2 separate regions of the Mus musculus genome follow, and region 2 is linked to region 1. Evidence: chromatin loops called from intact Hi-C (ENCODE). Cell type or tissue: heart. All regions are shown on one strand.

What was found. Hi-C counts contacts between places; a loop is a spot of excess contacts. Peaks named below come from ENCODE experiments on the same cell type or tissue, not always from the same donor. Only the 100,000 strongest peaks of a DNase experiment are listed, where the experiment ranks them.
Region 2: it touches region 1 in a loop (2.3-fold over the local background); 9 of 42 quality-filtered maps call a loop at or near these places.

Annotation. Positions count from the first base shown.
Region 1 is chr5:111,265,090-111,270,089 of GRCm38, forward strand. It overlaps Ttc28 (tetratricopeptide repeat domain 28), which reads left to right. Exons shown (of 23, transcript NM_001267622.1): 13 at 1,446-1,586. Among named protein-coding and RNA genes, the nearest start is that of Gm35628, 33 kb to the left of the region's middle. In heart, no CTCF peak of the experiment used is centred here; DNase peaks (open chromatin) are centred at 2,262, 4,139, 4,192 and 4,772; H3K27me3 peaks cover 540 bases.
Region 2 is chr5:110,922,143-110,927,142 of GRCm38, forward strand. The region is part of intron 2 of Ttc28 (tetratricopeptide repeat domain 28); the gene reads left to right. Among named protein-coding and RNA genes, the nearest start is that of Ttc28, 45 kb to the left of the region's middle. In heart, CTCF peaks have their summits at 1,431 (motif pointing left) and 2,673; no DNase peak of the experiment used is centred here.

The DNA.
Region 1 (5,000 bases):
GTGTAGAGAGCCTCAAAACAAAAAGAGCAAGAGTGGTGGGCCAAGGCCATCAGAGTAGGACTAGAGCATGGTGGACAGGACAGAGAGCAAGCACTGCAAAAAGGGACACTGGCCTTGGTGCCCACGGCATAGATGACCAGGGCCTCCCTTCCACTGCTCCTGGCCACACCCATCCTGAAGCCTCCCTACCTTCCCTGCCGAGCTGCAACTAGTTCTGTCTGAAACTCTGCCTACCGATGATCCTTCTGTCTCTTCTACTGTGGCCGTCAGAAGAGTGACCAAGACCAGGCCCAGACGGTGGTGAAGGCTTTCCACACAGCACCTGTGGCAGATTCCTGCCTGCTCACTGGCACTCCCATCTCACCCCCACCCTGGCTGCTCCTGCAGCATTCACTGGGGAACATAGTAGTACAGAGTGCTATTCCTGTGTAAAGGTTTCCATGATCATCAGCACCATCTCTGAGCCTCTCCAGGGCAGCCCCAGCTAAGGATCTGCTACATACCAGTTGCTCAATGAAAGGAGACTTTTTTACATAGGGTCTTAGCAGGTCGAAGCAGGCCTTGAACGCACGACTCTCCTGCCTCAACCTCCCAAGAGTGGAGATTGCAGGCATATACCACCACCTAGTGTACTTTTTCTTACTCTCGCTATTGGGTAAACTGCTCTTTCAGTTTGCTGGGGTCAGGAATACAAGACTACTCTGTCATTTCAACAAGGAACATTTAAGACTCTAGAAAGTGTGAATGAATCACATAGAGACGCAAGCTCTGGAGAATATAAGTCACACTGGAGACTCGGCCCTCACGTGTGAGCCCCAAGGTCTCACTCTGGACATTTCCAGATGTGAATGTGACCTGGGCCTGATGCTGAGTCTGGGTCCAGGAGGCCATAGGCAGAGAGAATGGTGGGATGGTGATTTGGGCATCATTGTGGTCCTCTGTATCCCCCTGCACAGCACACAGCAGGACATGAAGCAAGCCTGTAGTCATTTTATTTATAAATCAGGGCTCTGCTGCACATGTCTGTCACGGGGGAGGGGGCTATGAATGAATTCCAAACTGGTCGCATACTCAAGTTCCACCCAGGGAAGGGACCCAAGAAGCCAGTGCTATCCATCAAAACCATCCGTGACTGTCTCCCCATCTCAGACTAGCCCCATGCTTGGTACAGTACAGGTGATCAGCAAATGTTTCTAGAATGGATTAGAATAAACCTGTGCTAGGGATTGCCCCACTAAAACACAGCCTGGACAGAGTGCCTGCTCCTCCAGCATGTGCTCAATGCTAGGGCACACACTGTTCAAACACTGCTCCATCTGCACAGTTCATTGTTGCTGTGTAGACGGTACAGGCACCAGCGAGCCACAATGTGGAAGGCAGTGGGGGCGCTTAGCATCAGGAGGACGACTCCACAGTAATGGCGCCTCTCTGGTGGTTTTCCACAGGGCCTGTGCCAGCAGTGAGACAGAAAGCGAAGCTGGAGACATCATGGAACAGCAGTTGGAGGAGATGAACAAGCAGCTTAACTCGGTAACCGACCCCACGGGCTTCCTGAGGATGGTGCGCCACAACAACCTCCTGCACAGGTATGGATGGCGCTCAGCCCCAAACACAAGGTGCTCCCTGCAGCACGTGTCCCTGTGCTCCTTCCGTGGGACACGGAGCTATAGCAGCAAGCCTGGTGCTTTGCCTCTGTACCAACAATTCAGATGGAGGCGGTGCAGGCTCTCCACCTTCCTGTTTTTAATACAGTGGAGTCCAGGGTTGTTGGCCTGCCATGCCAAGTCTGAGCTGCCTGCCCAGCCTCAGGAAGAAGTTGAGTAGCTCTCACCTCTCTGCCAGCTTCTCTCAGGCCTACAACTCAGGAGGCCAAAAGGAGCCAAGAAGCCAGCAGGGTGGGAGACAGAAGTGGCCCAGAAATGAACTTCTCCACATCCAGCCACCCTGACCCAGTTCCCTGCCACTTAACAGATGGGTGGGTTGTGGGTGAAATTGCTATGGCCCCAGGCTTATGTTAGCCATATTTTGTCAGAATTCATAATTCCTGTCTTCAAGGGATGATGGCTATTTCGGGAGTGCAGAGGGACCAGAGGGACTAGACTGGGTGGGTAGCCTTTCTTGGCAGCCCTACATGTAGGCACTGTGTACCTTGTCTGTAGCAGCCTGGTTTCCTGTCATTGTGTTATCAGGGTGACAGCAGTGTGTTTGCCTTCCCAGGGCCCAGCAACTTTAGGAAAGAAGCCAAAAGCGTGAGGGACAAGCTGGTCCTCCCTCCCTCTTGGCCGTGGGGGTGTCCCTCTGTCTTAGAAGGACTCAGCCAGATGCAAGGAGGTGTGGGGTTGGGCTAGACTTGGCATCTTCTCCACCTGGGTGGCAAGGGATAAGATTTTGGCTTGTGATCAAGAACAGCAAGCCCAAAACTAGATGCAGGCCTCACCAGGCTGTAGTTGACACCTAGTAGACACCTTCTCAGTCCTAACATGTGCACAGACCCCCCCCCCCACCATGTCCCTTCAGTGTGGCAATTAAGGACCACTCTGCAAACATCAGCTGGCTTCCTGGTATGTGGGCAGCATCGCATGGCTGATGGCCCTCTTGCCAGGCAAGAGCGAGGCTGAGCGTGGAGACAAGAGTGTCTCCTCATTACTTCTTAATTCACTTTCCTGTCTACAATATGCTAATCCCTCAAGACTGTATAGAAGACTGGGAGGTGGACTCAGCTCAGCAGCCCCAGAAGCTCCCTACCTGAGGCCCTGTCCCAGGGATGACACTCCCCAGCTGCAGGTGACAGTGAGTGCTGGAGATGCCGCTAAACCCCAACTCTGCCCCCCACAGCCCATGCCTGGTAACTCCAGCCCCAGCCGGATATGCTAGTGCTGTGGGTGTCAGCCCCTTCGGAGGTCAAATGACCCTCTCACAGGGGTCACCTATGACCATCAGAGAACACAGATATTTACATCAAGATCCATAACAGCAGCAAAGTTACAGTTATGGGGTAGCAACAAAAATAATTTCATGGTTGGGGGTCACCACAACATGAGGAACTGTATTTAAAGGTCGTGGCATTAGGAAGGACAAGAGCCAGTGTGCAGGTGGGCCTGCAGGTGCTTCCGGTCCCCATGCTGACTACCCCCACCCCATGCCTGAGCATTCACCGTTCACAGGGAGTGGTGATGCAATCCTGGAAGAGGGCCTTGCAAGGTGGCCAGCACTACGTGACATGTCACTCCCAACAGAGTGGTGGCAAGATGGGGTTCATCCCTCACCCATACCCTGAGGCAAGTGGGTGGTCTCCAGACCCCCACTCACACAGTCTTACCCCTTCTCAGGATGCTAAGTGGAGTCAGATAGCCTCTACGTGACCCTGCCATCCACTCTCTCCATAGTCTGTCCCCTCTGTATGGCCCAGAGGAGTCCCAGGCTTGTCATTACTGACTCCAGATCTTTGCCTGGCATTGGGACATGACCAAGTCTGGCTTTCCTAGCTGAGTACTCTCTTCTTCGAAGATTCCCTGGTGCTTTGGGTATAGAGGTCTTTGCCTGCTCCCTTGCATTTTTTCTCTGGGTCTGTCTGCCCAACCCCACCCCCACCCCCGCCCTGGGCTGCACATCTCTAGAGACTGGATTTGCTCTAGGATTTCTTTCTCCACCCCCGAGGTGCTGGCTACCTTGCTACTACATACTTACATGTGCCTGACTCACTTAACTGGAGAGTGGGGGAAGGATAGAAGGGTCCTTTGGTCAGGTACCACCCCAGCAAAGAGAAGGCACCTGTGATGCTCAGCTGATGCCTCTAAGCACCAGCACAATGTAGCACTTCCCTGATCTCTGTTGACCCTTCTTCCCATAGCTGTAAAGGGCACGGTTCAAAGGAAACTGGGAAGGCTTGCCCCACCTTCTCTAACTGGCCCTGGAGGAAAGTCCCTCTGGCTTGCTCTCTCAGGCAACAATGGAATAGCTGTCACTGATAGCAGGCTTACAAGGAATCCAGCTGTTCCAGCTGCCTGGAAGAAGCAGTCACCCAGAGCCTCGTAGCTACATGAAGAGGCAGCACAGGATCTGACCTGTCAGATGGAAAGTCTGTGGTCCAGTCTCCCAGACCCCACTCACCCTCCTTAGATGCTGGCCCTGGGCTTCTAAAGCTCCAGCAAGCACTCACCTGTGTGTGCTTAGGCTCCTCCAGGCGCAAAGCAGGATCATTCTGGCCCCTGCGGACAGCTCCTCCCAACATATCTGAGGGGTCCTTGTGAACTCACAGGGAGCAACGCCCCGTGGGCTTGCTTTGGGGTGTAGAGCCTCTGCAAAGGGCTGACCACGTTGCTGTCATGGATAGGTGAGAAGGCTACTGCCCCTGCCTGTAGTCTCACCTCTCCATGCCAAGCACAGGTAAGGTCAGTGGGCCCCTATGCTGCCCCCGAGCAGCAGTGTCAGGAGGGACAGATGCCAGCTCCCTTGCCATCCCAAGCTTCTGCGGAAGGTGGTGGGCTCAGGGGCACAGCAGCGTCTGTCAGGGGAGACCAGGCTTAGTCACACCAAGCCGACAGCCGCCTCTTCCAACAGTGTGTGAACAATACGCCCTGGGTTGCACCTGCCCTGCCTCCTCCCTGCACAGCACAGGCTGCTGTGCTCTGCAGTCCTCTAAAGTGGGTTCATAGCCAAGGAACCCCCTCTTCCTGGGGCTGAGCTGTCACTTAGCTGTCCCAAGTGGAGCTGGGACTTAGCTGTCACTGTCCCAAGTGGAGCTGGGACTGGATGGCAAGACAGTGATCTACCGCCACCTGCTGGATCTCTGTGATAGTGCAAGTCCAGTGGCATACAAAGCTTGACCCCTGCCCTGCCCAGGGCAGCTGCAGAGATGAGAGACTGGAGAGGGCCCCTGAGGACTTCCTTGGGGACCTGGCCTGCTGCTGGGTCAATGGGAAGTGGGAAGGTGCCTGTCCTGTGCCAGCCCTGAACCCAGCCCCCTTGTACAGCCAGAAGGGAGCCAATGCTCTGCTCAA
Region 2 (5,000 bases), 340 kb before region 1:
CATAGATCTTGCATGTTTTTTAGAACTATATTCTTAGGCCACTTATCTTTGTTGACTTAATATTTGGACTCATTTTCTCCTTTTCATCTTCTAAATGGTCGTCATTTATGTGTCAAAAGTTCTTTGGCAGTTTAATGGCTTTAAAAACAAAACATTCCACTTTGAAACTTAATGTTCACTTTTAAAGCAATTGTTACTTATTATTTTGTTAAAATTTATTTTTATTCATTTGTGTGTGTGTTGTATGTATCTGTCTGTCTGTCTGTCTGTCTCTATATATGCTCATGTGTCTGGGAGTGCCCCAAGAGACCAGAATAAGGTGTTGGGTCCTTTCAAGCTACAAGTTTACAGGTGGTTGTGAGTCTTTTAGTGCGGTGCTGTGTGACTGAACTTGGGTCTTCTTCAGGAGCTTTTAACTGCTGAGCCACCTCTTCAGCTTCTCTTAAAGAATCTTTGATTATCTTTTGGACTAAGTTGATATACTCAAAGTTGTTATAAGTCCTGTATAAAAGCCCTGAAATACACTAAGAATCATATATCCCATACCCTGGCCCTTGTAGACACCATTCACAAATTGCAGAGTGCATTAGCCACTTGCGCCCCAGTGATATTTGTTTTTCTTGTCACTTAATTAACAACCATGGGGCATATTTCCATTAACATGTGAATTAGCATCTTGTTTCTCTCATATCTAAGGGCCTAACCAGGCCAGTTACAGCAGTCAGGTTTTTAGAGTGTCTCTTTTTTGAGATTATTTCATGTTGCTAGTAGTTCTTGGTCCAGTCAGCTGACAGTTATTTAAACAGGGGAAGTTTTGTACACAGAATTATGAAGCTGTTATATAATATGTCTCTGTAAGCTTAAATCAATTCTCTAGGGTATTCCAGAGCTTGGGGGGGGGGGGGAGAAGGAGAGGAAGAGGGGGAGGAGGGGGGAGTGAGAAAGGGCAGATGTGTGGAAATCTTGCACATATTTGTTTGCCTCTTCTGAAAAGATGGAGAAGCAATACATTGGATCCAGAGACATTTCTGGCAGGGTGAAAATGGTTTGTATTTGCTTGCAGAGTGCAAAGTAGCTCTCTGGAACATTAGTTAATAGAGAATAAATTGAAATCAAGGATACTTGACATGCAGGAGGCCTGGAGTGCACAGTGTCCACGTAGCTGTAGCTGTAGCTGTGGTGCTGAGAGTGACTCAGGAATCTGCAAAATGAGCTCAGCACCTGTCTGCAAAGGAGGCAGAGTGGTCCACACCTGCAGCTTCTAGCTCATGGAGGGCTCAGGAAGATGTCACCAGGCTCAGCTGCAGTTGAGAGTTTCTGGTCACTCTTAGTACTCACTTGGGCAAATTCCAGAGAGTGTCCTCAGTGTTATCGCCTGTCTAAGAGCTAGAGAGCTCTTTCATGGACCAGTCCTCCAGTGCCCTCTACTGAGAAAGAGCCATATCATGCTCATGGTAGCAAAATTTTAGTAATGCAGAAGAGGAGCTGAAGGCTGAATTCAGAGCTTTGAGGCAGTTAAACATTAATGAATGTATCTATTCTTCTGCTCCCCAGGTCTGACAGAGTCTAGCTTGCTTCTGGAGTCCTGAGTGCCCTGTCCTGTCATAGGAAGTCACACATATTCTTACAAAGTGCCGGTCTGTCCTTCAAGGGCTCGGCTCCTTTCTCCTTGATCTTAGTGATGGTTTATACAGGTTTTTTGTTTATGTCCTGTTCCAGGGTTATGATTTCTTGTCTTAGAGTTTGTATATGTTTCTCTGCCATGGATTTTGTTTTTTGTTTTGTTTTGTTTTTGTTTTTTGAAACAAGGTTTTCCTTTGTAGCCCTGGTTGTCCTAGAACTCAGTATGTAGACCTGGCTGGCCTTGAACACACAGAGATGCACCTCCTCCCTCTGTCTGCCAGGTGCTGTGATTGGAGGTGTGGGTACCACTGCCTGGCTATAGGTGTATTCATTTCTCTTTAAAAGATTCTGGGAGAGCTTGGCTTTCATCTGTTTGTGTTAGTTATAGAAACTGAAATTCTTGTCAGACTCCTCTGCTGTCGACTTGTAGCAATTCTTTCTGTGTATGGGTTCGTTTTCTGTAATTTTTATTATTTTCAGTTTACTGTGATCTAAAATATTACATGGAAATTCCAGGATCAATGAACGTATCGGTTTTAAACTGTATACTGTTCTGTTTGTCAGGTATTTATTTACACTAGGTGCTCTGTGTGCTGTGTGGTCACTTGGATACCAGGTATAGACCTATTCTCTGATTTCTGAGACAGTATCTGTGTTCCTGTCACCCTTCACCTGGCTTCATGATGTCCCAAGTGCAGGAGTGGCAGTGCTAATGATGTCACTCACTGCAGTGCCATCATTGTTCCTTGTTGTTATTGGCTATATTGCTATCATTGTTTTCTGGTGTTATTAGTTATTTTTGTTGCTTTTTCTTTCTTCCCCGAGATAGGGTTTTTCTCTGTAGGGTTGACTGTTGTGGAACATGCTCTGTAGACCAGACTGGTCTTGAACTTGGAGATATGCCTGCCTCTGCCTCTCTCTGCCGAGATTAAAAGTGTGTGCCTCTAAGCCTGGCACTGTTGTCTTAATGCACCTAATTTATAAATTAATCATAAGGAAATGTGCGTACAACTACTACAGTCTTACATCTTTTTGTGATCATAGTATTTTCTGAGTATTGCGCCATCAGGTGGTGCTGTCTTACAGCAACCTTCTGGAGTGTACACAAGCCTACATGTTGTAGTTCATCACTGCACAAAGACTTTTGATCAAGATAGGTGGTGAATGGGAGATGGGTGAGGTGGACACTTTACATTAAGCTTTTTTTATGTATAGAAAGTGTATGTATAGTAAGGTGTCAAAATTACAAAAACATGGGAAGCAGTAACAATTGTTTATTAAGATTTTCAGCATACGTGTCATGCATCGCGTTTCTTTCTTTTCTTTTATATGATCGGAAGCCCAGCAACCTTAAATCATCGTCTCCACAACAGTTGAATAATGCACTGCAGTGTTGAGATGACTGTTGTCACCAACGGGGAGGATTTCTCTGCTCCTTCATCGATGTCGGGGACTAGCATGCTTATGCTGCCAGTTGTTGGCTTTAAACAGGACTCACGTATAAGTGATACATGTTCAGCATTTGTTACTGTGTGCAGTTTCAGCATCTGCCGTTTCAGGATGTGCATCAGCTTAGAAAGTATCCATTGTGAATTAGGTGGCTACTCAAGTCCTTAGAGGGTTTGCACTTTGTACTTTAGGTCTCTGTCAATTTTATCAGATTGGTCTAGAGCAAGCCTTGTTGGTTTGAGAGTCAGAAAGACATAGTTTGATGCATTGAGGAGATAGCGCAGTCATTAAAGTCCTGTGCAACCATGAACACTCATGTAAGAAGCTGAATGTGGTGGAGATGCTTGTAATTCAGGTGCTGGGAGGTAGATCTAGTAGATCTCTGAGACTCACTCGCTCACAGCAGCCTAGCTGCTCCCAGTAAGAGCCTGCCTTAAAAACAGGATTGATGGTGCCTGAGGAGGAAGGACATCTCATATTGCCCTTGGCCTCTATGTGAACATTCGCTTGTATTGCACTCAGACCCACAGCAGGTTGGAAAATCTAGTTCCGCCACTTAACTGCAGCCATGGTGTGATGCTTGTTTGTAAACCTGGGTTCCTAAGACATGGAGTGAGGTACAGTGAGTGTTGTTTCCTTGCTGCAGGTGTGTGTTGGTGTAAGTAGCTGCAGCACCGGGCTTTCAGTTGATAAAGGAGAGTTCTGTGCTTCAGAAGAACGACATAATGTTTTGGTAGAGAATACATTGTGGAATGTCTAAACACACATTGGCATATGCACTGACTCATGCGCTGGCCATCTTCTGGTGATGAGTCGTACTCACATTTAGAAGCTATTATATTATATGTCCTGGTATGTGGTACGTATTTTACATTTGAACCACTCTTGTTTTCTCAGTCATCTGTATCTTATATTTTTTGATAGAATTTGTTTTTGAAATACTTAATTCTTTAAAAACTTTCTAAACATTGTGTGTGTGGGCCCCTGTGGGGTGTGTTTATTTGTGCTGTGTGTGTGTGGTGTAGTATAGTGTGTGTGTATATATGTGTGTGGTGTGTCTATCTGTGTTTTAAGTTGTGTGAGTGGGCATTTGTGTGTCTTTATGTGTGTGTGGTGTTTCTGTGTTGTATGTTGTGTGAGTGAGGTGTATGTTTGTGTGTCATCTGTGTGTGTGATGTGTGTGTATTTGTGGTGTGTGTATGTGGTATGTGTGTGTGTGGTCAGCACTTATGTGGGCACAGCAGAGTATGAAGGTCAGAGGAGAGCTTGCACCAGTCAGTTCTCTACTTCTGCCATGTGACTTCCTGAGATTGATTTTAGATTGTCAGGCTGGAACTGGAGGGAGACACAGGTGGCTGGGAGCCTCCTCCTGTGGGTGCTAAAGCTGCAGCAGGTGTTTTTAGCCAGCTGAGCTCCCTCTCCAGCACCCGAAGTGCTTAATCCTTAGGAAGCGCTACAATGAGCCAGACACTCTCGGGCTTCAGAGATTCATGGTGTTATTATTATAATGTACTTTAAAAAGGCGGAATAAAATCATCTTTTCCCAGATTGCATCAGTTCTCTTAAGTTCATTTGTAAATGGAAGTATGGTAGCATCTATTTTAGTTTAAACGATGTGAGCTGGGCATGGCAGCACACACGTGTGATCTCAGTACTTGGAGATAGATAGGGACAGGATAATCACAAGTTCAAAGTCAGCTGTGACTAACAAATTTGAGGCTTTGTGTTAGAAAAACTTCAGTAGACAAAAAGTATAAAAATTAGATCTTAGCAGGATGTAGTGGTGCACACCTCTAATTCAGCAATCAAGATACCCATACAGGAAGATTTCTTTGAGTTTGAAGCAATTCTGGTCTTCATAGTTCCAGGACTGCCAGAGCGACATAGTGAGACCCAAGTCTCCTCACCCCACAAAATCCTCAATTTTG